Regions from separate parts of the Homo sapiens genome. Here region 1 is linked to region 2. A link is a loop called in an ENCODE intact Hi-C map of the cell type or tissue named here. Cell type or tissue: PC-3. All regions are shown on one strand. Links, peaks and the distances in the headings refer to the core of each region. The heading gives the core; the rest is flanking DNA. Region 1 overlaps RELN (reelin). Region 2 overlaps RELN (reelin).

Evidence for each region. Peaks named below come from ENCODE experiments on the same cell type or tissue, not always from the same donor. Only the 100,000 strongest peaks of a DNase experiment are listed, where the experiment ranks them.
Region 1: it touches region 2 in a loop (4-fold over the local background); 2 of 110 quality-filtered maps call a loop at or near these places.

What each region holds. Positions count from the first base shown.
Region 1 is chr7:103,589,925-103,595,317 of GRCh38, forward strand. It overlaps RELN (reelin), which reads right to left. Exons shown (of 65, transcript NM_005045.4): 26 at 4,397-4,568; 27 at 3,758-3,958. Among named protein-coding and RNA genes, the nearest start is that of SLC26A5, 150 kb to the left of the region's middle. In PC-3, for the core only: no CTCF peak of the experiment used is centred there; no DNase peak of the experiment used is centred there; H3K4me3 peaks cover 745 bases; H3K27ac peaks cover 1,303 bases.
Region 2 is chr7:103,658,072-103,663,464 of GRCh38, forward strand. It overlaps RELN (reelin), which reads right to left. Exons shown (of 65, transcript NM_005045.4): 12 at 3,305-3,456. Among named protein-coding and RNA genes, the nearest start is that of SLC26A5, 210 kb to the left of the region's middle. RefSeq lists an enhancer at 2,530-3,729. In PC-3, for the core only: no CTCF peak of the experiment used is centred there; a DNase peak (open chromatin) is centred at 2,650; H3K27ac peaks cover 1,335 bases.

The DNA of each region.
Region 1 (5,393 bases), core at 137-5,136, 68 kb before region 2:
TCTGCACTGAATTTACAATGATAGGAATTGTGAGCTCAGTCCCAACCAAGACCCTTCAATAGATTCTGGAATTCTTTGTTTAAGCAAACAATAGGTACTTTTTACTAGAAAACTGGACTCATTTTGTGGATTTCTTGGGATTATAGGAGAGAAGAGAGAAGCACAGTGTATGTGGTTCTTGAGTCTCAGACAAAAGATATGCCAAGAAGCTGCTTTTTTCTCCCTCCTCAGAGGGTACAGACAGAGGAAACCATAAGATGGAGAAGCAGCTGTCTTCTTCAGTACAGGAAGGTTTCAGTGGAACAAGCATCCTCCTTCTGTTTCCTTGCCAAAGCTCATTAAAGATCAGTGTCAACCGGCTGGGTGCGGTGGCTCATGCCTGTAATCCCAGCACTTTGGGAGGCTGAGGCGGGTGGATCATGAGGTCAGGAGTTCAAGACTAGCATGGCCAAGATGGTAAAACCCTGTCTCTACTAAAAATACAAAAATTAGCCAGCGTGGTGGCGGGCACCTGTAATCCCAGCTACTCGGGAGGCTGAGGCAGAGAATTGCTTGAACCTGGGAGGCGGAGGTTGCAGTGAGCTGAGATCACGCCATTGCACTCCAGCCTGGGTGACAGAGCCAGACTCCATCTCAACAATAAATAAATAAATAAATAAATAAATAAATAAATAAATATAAAATAAAATCAGTGTCAACTTAGATGAAACAGCTGAGTGTTTATCACAGCATCAAATAAGCAACATGATCCAGAAATGAAACTGTTACTGTTTGGTGTACTTGTATGGAGGACTCATCATAGGATTAACAACATTTAAAAAATGGTAAAAATACAACTTAAATCCCACTGGCCTATCATAACTGTCCTTTCTTTTCTATTTTCTCTTCTGATCTTTATAGGGAAGCTATATTTTGGTCCTACAGTTGAAGTTATTACACATCTAGAGCTTTCCTCCACATTCTGTTATACATAGCGTTGCAGAGAATATACCTTTCTTCTTTGATTTGTCATCACCAGATAAATTCCTGAGAGTAGCATTAAGGAGTCAAAATGTAGAAACACTTAAAATTTTCTAGTTATCTGTGCTCATTTTGTATTGGCTGAGTCCAAATGAATCAGTTTAGGCATTGGGTATTATAGTTTAAGACAGTTTATTTCCAAATAAATGTGTAAATGAATTTTATTACACTTTTCATAATTATAAATGTCAAACTCTTTTTCTCATGTTCATTTAATTACCTGCCATCTTATATGAATGGCTTATTTACATCTTATTTCATTTGTTGGCGGGAGCCACAAATTTTGTTGTAAAAGACTTTACTAAATAAGAATAGTCTGATTTTTAGAAGGAAAATTGAAATCAGGAATGAAAAGAACATGATACGACAAAAAAATAAAGGGAGAGACATGGACTAATAATATTGAGCCATAGCTCAGGAGGTCAATCAGTTAATCCTCATGACTGTAAGGCAGCTTTATCTAGTTTTTAAAAAGAAGATTTAGTATCTTCTTTATTTCCATACTCACAGCTAGAAAGCATCTCTCAGAGAATTTATAATTTGGTTAGTAGAAATTTTATTGTGCACAATTTATCCAAGTTTATATAGTAAAACATCAAGAATATAATTAAAAACTTAACCCTCTCAGATGCATGATTAAACTCTTCTAACACAAATTCCTTTTACTGCATTATTCAATAGTAACAGTGGCCTTTGGTTGGTGTGTGGTGAGAGCAGCCACATTGGGCACACCTAGTTAACTTTTTGTCTTAAATTTGCCATGATTGCTGTTGTTTCTAACACAGACAAGTGGTTGGAACTTGAAGTTCTGTGACAAGTTCGTGCTTTAGAAATCAGATATAGGGTAGTGTAGACATACTCTCAGCTGTATTAAACATAAAATTTATCTTAAACTTTCCATTCAGGATTTAGGCCTACCTTCAACAAATATTTATTTGTGTACCTTCTATGGATCAGATACATATGTTTAAGTCTCTCCTATCTTTAAAAATAAAAATAAAACAAAAGAAAATAAAAATTCTCCCTGATTTTTGGTCTCCCTCTAACTACACAGCTAAACAAATTGAGAGAAAGGTCGTATTCACTGTGTAGACCTCTTTACTCAACATTTTAAAATCCATTGTAATCTGAATTTTGTTATATAGGTAAACTGTGTGTCTCGGGAGTTTGCTGTACAGATCACTTTGTCACCCAGGTAATAAGCATACTACCCAATAGGTAGTTTTTTGATCCTCTCCCTTCTCCTACCTTTCATCCTTAAGTAGGCCCCAGTGTCTGCTGTTCCCCTACGTGTCCATGTGTTCTCATTGTTTAGCTGCCACTTACAAGTGAGAACATGTGGCATCTGTTTTTCTGTTCCTTTATTAGTTTGCCTAGGATAATGGCCTCCAGCTCCACTCATGTTGCTATAAAAGTCATGATGTCATCCTTTTTTATGGCTGTGTAGTGTTCCATGGTGTATATGTACCACATTTTCTTTATCCAGTCTACCACAGATGAGCATTTAGGTGGTCTTTGCTAGTGTCAGTAGTGGTTTGATGAACATACACATGCATGTGTCTTTATGGTAGAATGATTTATACTTCTTTGAGTATATACCTAATAATGGGATTGCTGGGTCAAATGGTAGAGAATTAAGATTTTTCCTAAGCAGTGTGCATTCCTGATCATTGTTTAAATGCTTGAAATATTTAACACTATTTTTTAAATTTAGATTTTAAAAATTTCAGAATATTATCTTGCAGACTTTAATACCTACACAACCATGGTTTGTGATTAATTAAATAGAAAAGGTGTCAGATGAGAAACAGCATAGTGTTCTGCAAATATATTTGCTATTAACATTATTTTGTTACTACTTTAGGTATTACCAACAAATGAATATAGATTCATATATTGTTATTGATATTTTTCCATTGTAGTTTAGCATCAGAATCTAAACAAGGAAGGGTTACATTTTACTAATCATATTATTTATGACTCACTTCCTTGTTTACAGACCTGTGGAAATTGTATTTGAAGAGCTGCCTATAAACATCTGATCTCTTTAATAATTCCATTTGTAAATTATTTAGCATCTGCATCCTGCCATTATGTAAGGACCATGTAGTTGTGCTAGCTCATTAAAACTGCATTACTTTCAACCCCAGAAGTCACCTATGGGATTTTATTATAAACACAATGAAATTTTGATTAGGGTTCTGAAACAAGACCTTGTCAAAGTAAATACTTGCTATACATGTTGATATGTTATCACAGAGCTGAAAAACAAGAAGCTTTTAAGAGAACAATGATGACTGGAGTAAAAATTTACTGAATTTAAGTAAGATAATTTGTTTGAAAATAATACAGCAAAAGCATAAAATACCTTGTAAGTTCAAATACCACTAGCAAGATGAAAAGGACAACTTATTCATCATCGTTTAGAAGCTTGAGATTCATTAAGTCACAATCAGATTGAAGTTCTAAAAGTCAATTTTATTTTTAATTCTGGTAGAGTTCCTTGAGTACCTAAAGAAATGGTATACCCACAACTTTTGGGACTCCTTAAAAACTAATAACTGCTTTCGAGTAGAGCTGAAAAGCTTCGCAATTCTAACACTGTTAAGCTTTCGTACAGGTGAGTCCCTTCTTTAATAGAATATGAAAAATTTGTGTTCTTTGTGAGTTCCACTTATACATCTGGAAGATATTTTACTCCTTAACTTGCTCTGGGAAGAAGCTTGTGCATAAATACCTTGAACTGTAGCACATATCCAGGTTTCAGGGTCAAATCTCGAGTTACTGCAAATCGATCTCCATCTGATTTTCCAAATATCATTGCTGATGGTGTGGCAGCACAGAAGGTTTCATTTTTAACCATTCCTTCATTAGCCAACATCAACCACACACTCATCTGATTCATAGGGTAATCAAAAGCTGGCTTCTCATAAAAGTTCTAATAGAAACAATACAAATAAAACAAAAGGCAATTTGATAGCTTTGAAAACAAGAAAGGAATTTTCATTTCATGACATGCTGGGCCATGTACCATTTGCATTTCTAGGAAAACACAGAAGAATCTCTATTTTTTTTTACTGCTATTAACTTTTTCTCCTGATGATTCAACAACTGAAAGTATTTTACCACTGTGTATCTAATCATTTTATAAACACACTAACGATTTTGCTTGATGATTTAACCAGACTTCAGTCTTTTTTACATCTAAATTATCTGTGAAGTGGTAGCATAGAGAGGTAACAAAAAATTAAGTACAAGCCCTTAAACTTATATTATACATTCAGTGTCAAGCACTAAATCCTTAAGGAAATGAGTTCTTTATGCCATTCACTTTTATAATTATCTGTCTTCTTGGAGTTCAGACATAGGAGAATACCTGAGGTAAAGTTGGATTGATAACTGGGATGATCTGCTTCTGCTTCTCGGACAGAATGATGATGTCATCGACTGCCCACTGGTCATAGTCCTCCCCTGAGAACACGGGCTGCCACCAGCGGAACCTGGTGCAAGGGGTCTTGGCAGCAGCTGGAAGCTCCAGATAGACAAATCTGAATAAAAGTAAATCATTTACGGTTGGGAAAACAAAAGCTGTGCTTTTTTTTTTTCAGCTATTAAAACAACAAGGGTAACAACAAGAGAAAAGTTTTGTTTGGTTTGATCTCAATATTTTCCAAAAGCCCGTAAGTTTGGACATATCAGACTTGAGGTTTAACCTTGTAGGCAGGTTTAGTCCTGGTCATGTTTATTTCATTTGGAATTGTATCTTTTGGAGAAGAGGGAGAATATTTCAACTGAGTTTGATTCATTGAACTATATCTTTTGACTACCATGACAATGGTCATAACTTTTTAAAGAAATATCAAGATAAAATTGTTTAATACTATTACATGAAGATAATATTTAACATTTTTTTCAAAGGAATTCTTTCTCATTGTGGGAAAACATAAAAATGCATTAAAAATGAAACATAAATTGCCCATAATCTACTACATAGCGTTGGCTTCTGTTAACATTTTGATGTATCTCTTCACAGCTTATAATCTTTTATATAGGCAAGGCATTATACGTATAATTTGGTGATCTACATTTTAAAACTTAACATTACATCATAAGTACATTCTCATGTTAGTAAAACTATATTTTAAAATAATTTTGTGTATGTAATTTTTCATCACAAAGACATGCTATTCTGCAATTTGAGGAAGCCATTACATTTTTATTTACTTATAGAGTTACCTAGTCACCTTACTGAACTCTCAATAATTTCAGATTCACATATTACTTGGAAAAAATAATTTGAGTTATTTAAAATTATTGTTTAAGCCAGTTTGGCACCATTATCAATTCCCTCTCTACTATATTGCATCTAGGAG
Region 2 (5,393 bases), core at 245-5,244:
TACACGAATGAGTTGATGTCTCTTAGGTTATTTTTTGTCTAATACACTGCATTCTGGTTCTAAGAACAGTGCTCTGTACTGGTCCTCAATGAATGTGTTGAATACGTCAATATATGAATAAAGAAAATAGACGTTGAACTGAACTTTGAAAGTTGAGCAAGTTTTCCAGAAATATGCTCACAGCAGACTGATGTGAACCAAGGGCAGAACATATAGTCAGGGCCTGAGAGGGAGAGACTGTGATGTAATCCAGATTAACAATCAGTCTGATTTTCCTAAGGTACTGTATTTAGTGAGGGGCTACTTATAACTATCTCATTCTAAATCTCTTTCCATATGGCTTTATCTCCCATCAGCCAAGAAAGTTTTAAAGTGTTTTCTATAGGTCCAGTCCTATCCTATCTATCCTGCCCTATCGTATCCCACCATATTCCATCCTACCATAACCTACCCTATCCTTACTCTACCCTATGCCACCCTACCCTATCCTATCCATCTATCCCATCCTAAAAACACCTTTCCTGGGTGCTGCTGTTCCCTCAAGATCTGGCCACCATTTCTTTTCTTCTCTCTACTGATAAAACTCTTGAAGTAGCCATCCTCCTCTTTCAGTGACACATTTTTATTTTTATTTTTAACTCCATGTATTATACTTGGGCTTTCCAGGCACCACACCATTGGGGAAACTCCCTCCAAAGTCACTGGTGGCCTCTCAGCCCTTATCCTGGTTGATCTCTCTCTCTCTCTCTCTCTGGCATTCCTTACACTGTTGATCATCTCCCTGCCATTACCCCCAAACCACTGTCTTCCTTCCTCCTGTAGGCTCCAATGACACCTTCCACCCACCTCTGTTTATGTTCTTTCTCAGTCTCCTTTACTACTATTTTCCCCTCTACTTATACCTAGATGAGGGTTCTCCCTAAGAATTGTTTGTCTTATGCTACCTTCTGCTTGGGAGAACATAGCAGTTCTAGTGGCTCCAGTTATCACCTGCATATGGATGATTTTCGAATCTGATTCGAATTCTGAATAGAATTTCTCCCTTCATATGGCATTCCAGAAACCTGATCTTAACATAAGCAACATCAAAATATTCTATTCCACACTTACTCTCTTATACATATATTTCTTTTCTAAATCTAGCAACCCTGCCCTAACTGATCTCTTGCCCTTTAATTTCTGATTATTTCAATCTTCCATCATACTCCTGCTAGAATTACTTTTCTAAAACACAGGTGATAATGTAATGCTGAACTAACAGGAATTTTCTGATAGCTCCACACTACCTAGAGAAAGAAAATCCAAACTCCTTAGTAGGAATTAAAGAAAACACTATTCTGGTTCCAATTTGCTTTTCTAGTTCCATCTTACGTGCTTCCACTTATCTATATTGGGAAAATCACCCAGCCCCAAACATATGACATACCTTTATTCTTGTGCCCTTTTTTCATAATGGCTTAGCTTGGAATTCTCTTCCTTAAATTTAAATCATGCCCATCCTTCAAGGGTGAGTTCAAATGCCATCTCCTTCATGAAGCTTTACCCTAATCCCTCCACTGCAATTACAGCTTCCTCTATACTCTCATAGCATTTCATTCCATTACAGCACACTGCATTCTACCTTATAGTCAGATGGTACTTGTGGGTGGGAACTCAGATTAATTTTTATATCAATAACAACAGAGATATACTGAGTCTAAATATTTATTTGGCAGTTTTGAGTGCTTTTCATACATTAACTCATTTGACCAGCAACTCTGTGATTTAGGTGACATTATTCTCCCCATTTGTATTCTCCATATATCCTGGCTTAAGGCTCTATATTCAGTAGGCATTCCTTACTGTTTTAATTGAATGAAGAGGCTTTTACTTGGGATAATGTACTTCTTTGGGCTCACTCAAATCAATTCCCCATCATAGTAATACTGTTTTAATTCATTGATTAATAATATGCTTTGTTCCAGAAAAAATTAAAGATTAATCTTATATAAAGACAATTATATAAAGGAACTTATATAATGATGACTTAATCTCATATAAATCACCAAATATGGTTAATTTATTATAATAAAATCAAAATATGGTATGAAATACATTGTGTCAAAAATGGGGAAAAGGGAAAAAACTTAAATTAGGCTGGCATACTAAATGTTTATTACAACTTTTTTGGAGGAGGGCTTAAGGTTTTCCAGGAATCCCTTTTGATAAAATGAGAGCCAGTTTGAATTCTAATTATGTAAAGAAAATGAGCTCTGGGCCTTTAAATAGACAAACCAGTTCAGAGTGAAGGTGAGGTTGTCCTTAAATGTGAGACTATATTACTTTATTTTATATGCACAATTTCTCTGTTATCAAACACATAATTATGGAAAATGAGTTAGCATCACATAGGTAATATGCTTGAGAGCATGATACAATCTGAGGTTTCCCATGCAACCCTGAGCTGTATGATTATCAAAAAGGTGAAGTGAGGAATACAAGAGAAATAAATCGTCAATGCTGAAGTTAGACTCAGGAGATCTGTTTGTCCTGATGAACTGACATCTTTGCTAGTAAGTTCAAAGGTAGACAGTGTTTATTTCCTGTTTCACTTCCAGATATTGCCTGTGCTTTTCCAGTCACTCAACAAAGAAGGCATGTGACACCTACTCACATTTCTGGAATGACATCAGTGAGAGAATATGTAACTGTGGCTCTTGTTGACTAAAAGGATTAACTTTGGAGGTCACAAAGTTCAACCTTCTAACTCCTTTTTGGGTAATTTTCCAACTATCTTTATTTGCTCTACAATACTTTGAAGAAAACTATAACTTATGAACACATGTTTTTCTTAATGTGTTTGCAAACATATTAGAAAATAGAGAGTATTATTAAAGTATTAACCTAAATTTCTCAGCTTCCTACTACAAAAGAGTTATGCAATGATGAGATATTCATGAAAACAAAGGCTCACCTTGATGACTATTTTTGGGGGGAAGCTGGGAAAAAGAAATCGCTTTGTTTTAGCTTATCTCTCATTGTCTTTTCAGCTATGACCATGGAGGGAGAGGTGGAAGGAAGGTATTATGGCATTTCTTCTTCAGGCCTCATCATGGCAAGCCATGACTAGATCTCTTTAGGTTGGCTCCAGCGGGGCTGGCCTGAAACACGGGGGAGTACCACAGGCTTCTGCTCTGTCTGGAGAGCTCACGTTTCATGAATTTTCATTTTACGTAGTTGACAACAAACAATCTTACTTCCTCAGGAATAGGTGCTGGCCTAGGATTTGCCCCACGGTGAACAAAGTTTGTGAAAATGTACTTACCCATCACAAAGTAAAACCTCAGGTTCCCATAACCGGTAGTGTCCATGGATGGAGTGCATAATTTCCTCTCTCCATCTTTGAGGAAGACCATTGATAAGCCTGATTCTATCGTTCCACATTCTGTACCAATGACAGCTCCCAAGACATCCCATCTAAAAAAAAAGGGGGATTAAGAGTTAGAGTTAGAATATTAAGCCAAATCTTTATAAAGAATAACATTTAGTTTTTAGTGAGGGACACTTACTTACTTAGTAATGAATAATTCTGAAATAAAGATATGGCACTTTATTTAGGCAATGATTAAACTTTAAACACAAATTTTAGGTAGTGAATACACTTTAAACACATTACATTCACAGTTATAGTTTTCCTGTAGAGGGATGAATTTAATCAATCTTGTATACGGTGTGTCTACTTGTGATCAGAGCCATGCTCCAGACTGAGATACTTTTCATTCTTTAAGTACTTATAGTTGAGTTGGGAAATCAATGAACTAAGGAAACAGTGAATTATAAAAGACAGACTCATAATATAAATACTTGTATGATGTTTTACCTATTGAAAATAGTAATAAAATGAAAAGTCATAAGAATTGGCAAAAGTCTAGCAAGTTTTCAAAAAGGAGATGGGATTTAAACTGGGTCTCATCAAACAGGTAATTGGATATGTAGAAGAGAATAAAAATAGCTGGCTTTTATTGAGTGCTAACTACCTGGCCAGATCCTTTTCTAGGGCCTTTACACATTAAAGTCATTTAATTCTCACAGTGACCCTATGAGGTAGTCACCATTACTACCCCAATTTTAGATGAAGAAACTGAGATGAAGAGAGGTTAAGAATGACTAGCAAAGGAAGAGGACAGTATTCAAAGCCATGCAGTGTGACTCCAGAGCCTATGCTCTTACCACAGTTGCATAATGTGTTGACGAAATCACATGACTATAGGCTAAGAAATGGGAATGACCAGCAGGCATGGTGGCTCACACATGTAATCCTAGTACTTTGGGAAGCCGGGGTGGGCGGATCACGAGGTCAGGAGATTGAGACCATCCTGGCTAACAGGGTGAAACCCCATCTCTACTAAAAATACAAAAAAATTAGCTTGGTGTGGTGGTGCATGGCTGTAGTCCCAGCTACTCGGGAGGCTGAGGCTGGAGAATGGTGTGAACCCAGGAGGCAAAGGTTGCAGTGAGCCAGCTGAGATTGCACCACTGCACTCCAGCCTGGGTGACACAGCGAGACTCCGTCACAAAAAAAAAAAAAAAAAAAAGAAACGGGTGACACTATTAACAGTGCAGAAATCAATAGACCTTGGTGGAGGATGTGTGTTAGGGGAGAGTAAAAAATACATTTGAATAGTACAGTGGAACAAATCCATGGAGAGTTTGGAAAGAGGGGAGTTCAGACTCTATTTAGTAGACACTCAGTGATATTTCTAAACTGCATACATGATTACATCTCTCCTTTGTTTAAAGTCTTTCAGGGGCTCCCCCATTGCTATCTGGACAAATTCCAAGTTCCTTAATGCAGAACATGCAGTCCTTCTTGGCCTGGCCCAAGAACATTTCTAGCACAATCTCTCGCCTTGTACCATGTCTCTTCTGCCTTGTACCCAAACTCTTTTGCCATACAATGTGAATTCAAAGTCACTAAAACATTCTGTCAGCCCTCTGAATCTTAACTTTTTGTCTATCAAACAAACTCAGGGTCATTCTTTAAGATGTCCTTGAAATATCAAACACCTTTCTGTACAGTCTTTCCCAAACTTCCTGGCTCCTCCTACCCAGCCCCACCACTCCATCTCAGACTGTTAGATTCTTCCTTTGTGATCTAATTTCTCCCAGTACACTGCCATTGTTTCTTTACATGCCTTTCTTTATTCCTGATATGTCAGCTCCTAAGACAGGATCTGCGTCTTATTTTTGTGTCCTGAGACCCTAGCACAGTGTTCAATGCCCAGCAGATCCTCAATAATTCTTGTTGAGCGATGGCGGGATTAAGGGATTCCATCTTCAGAAAATAAATGAAACCTGTAGAGTTTCCTGACTGTATCCTGTCCTCACTTTCCTCTGCTTTCTCTAGTCACATC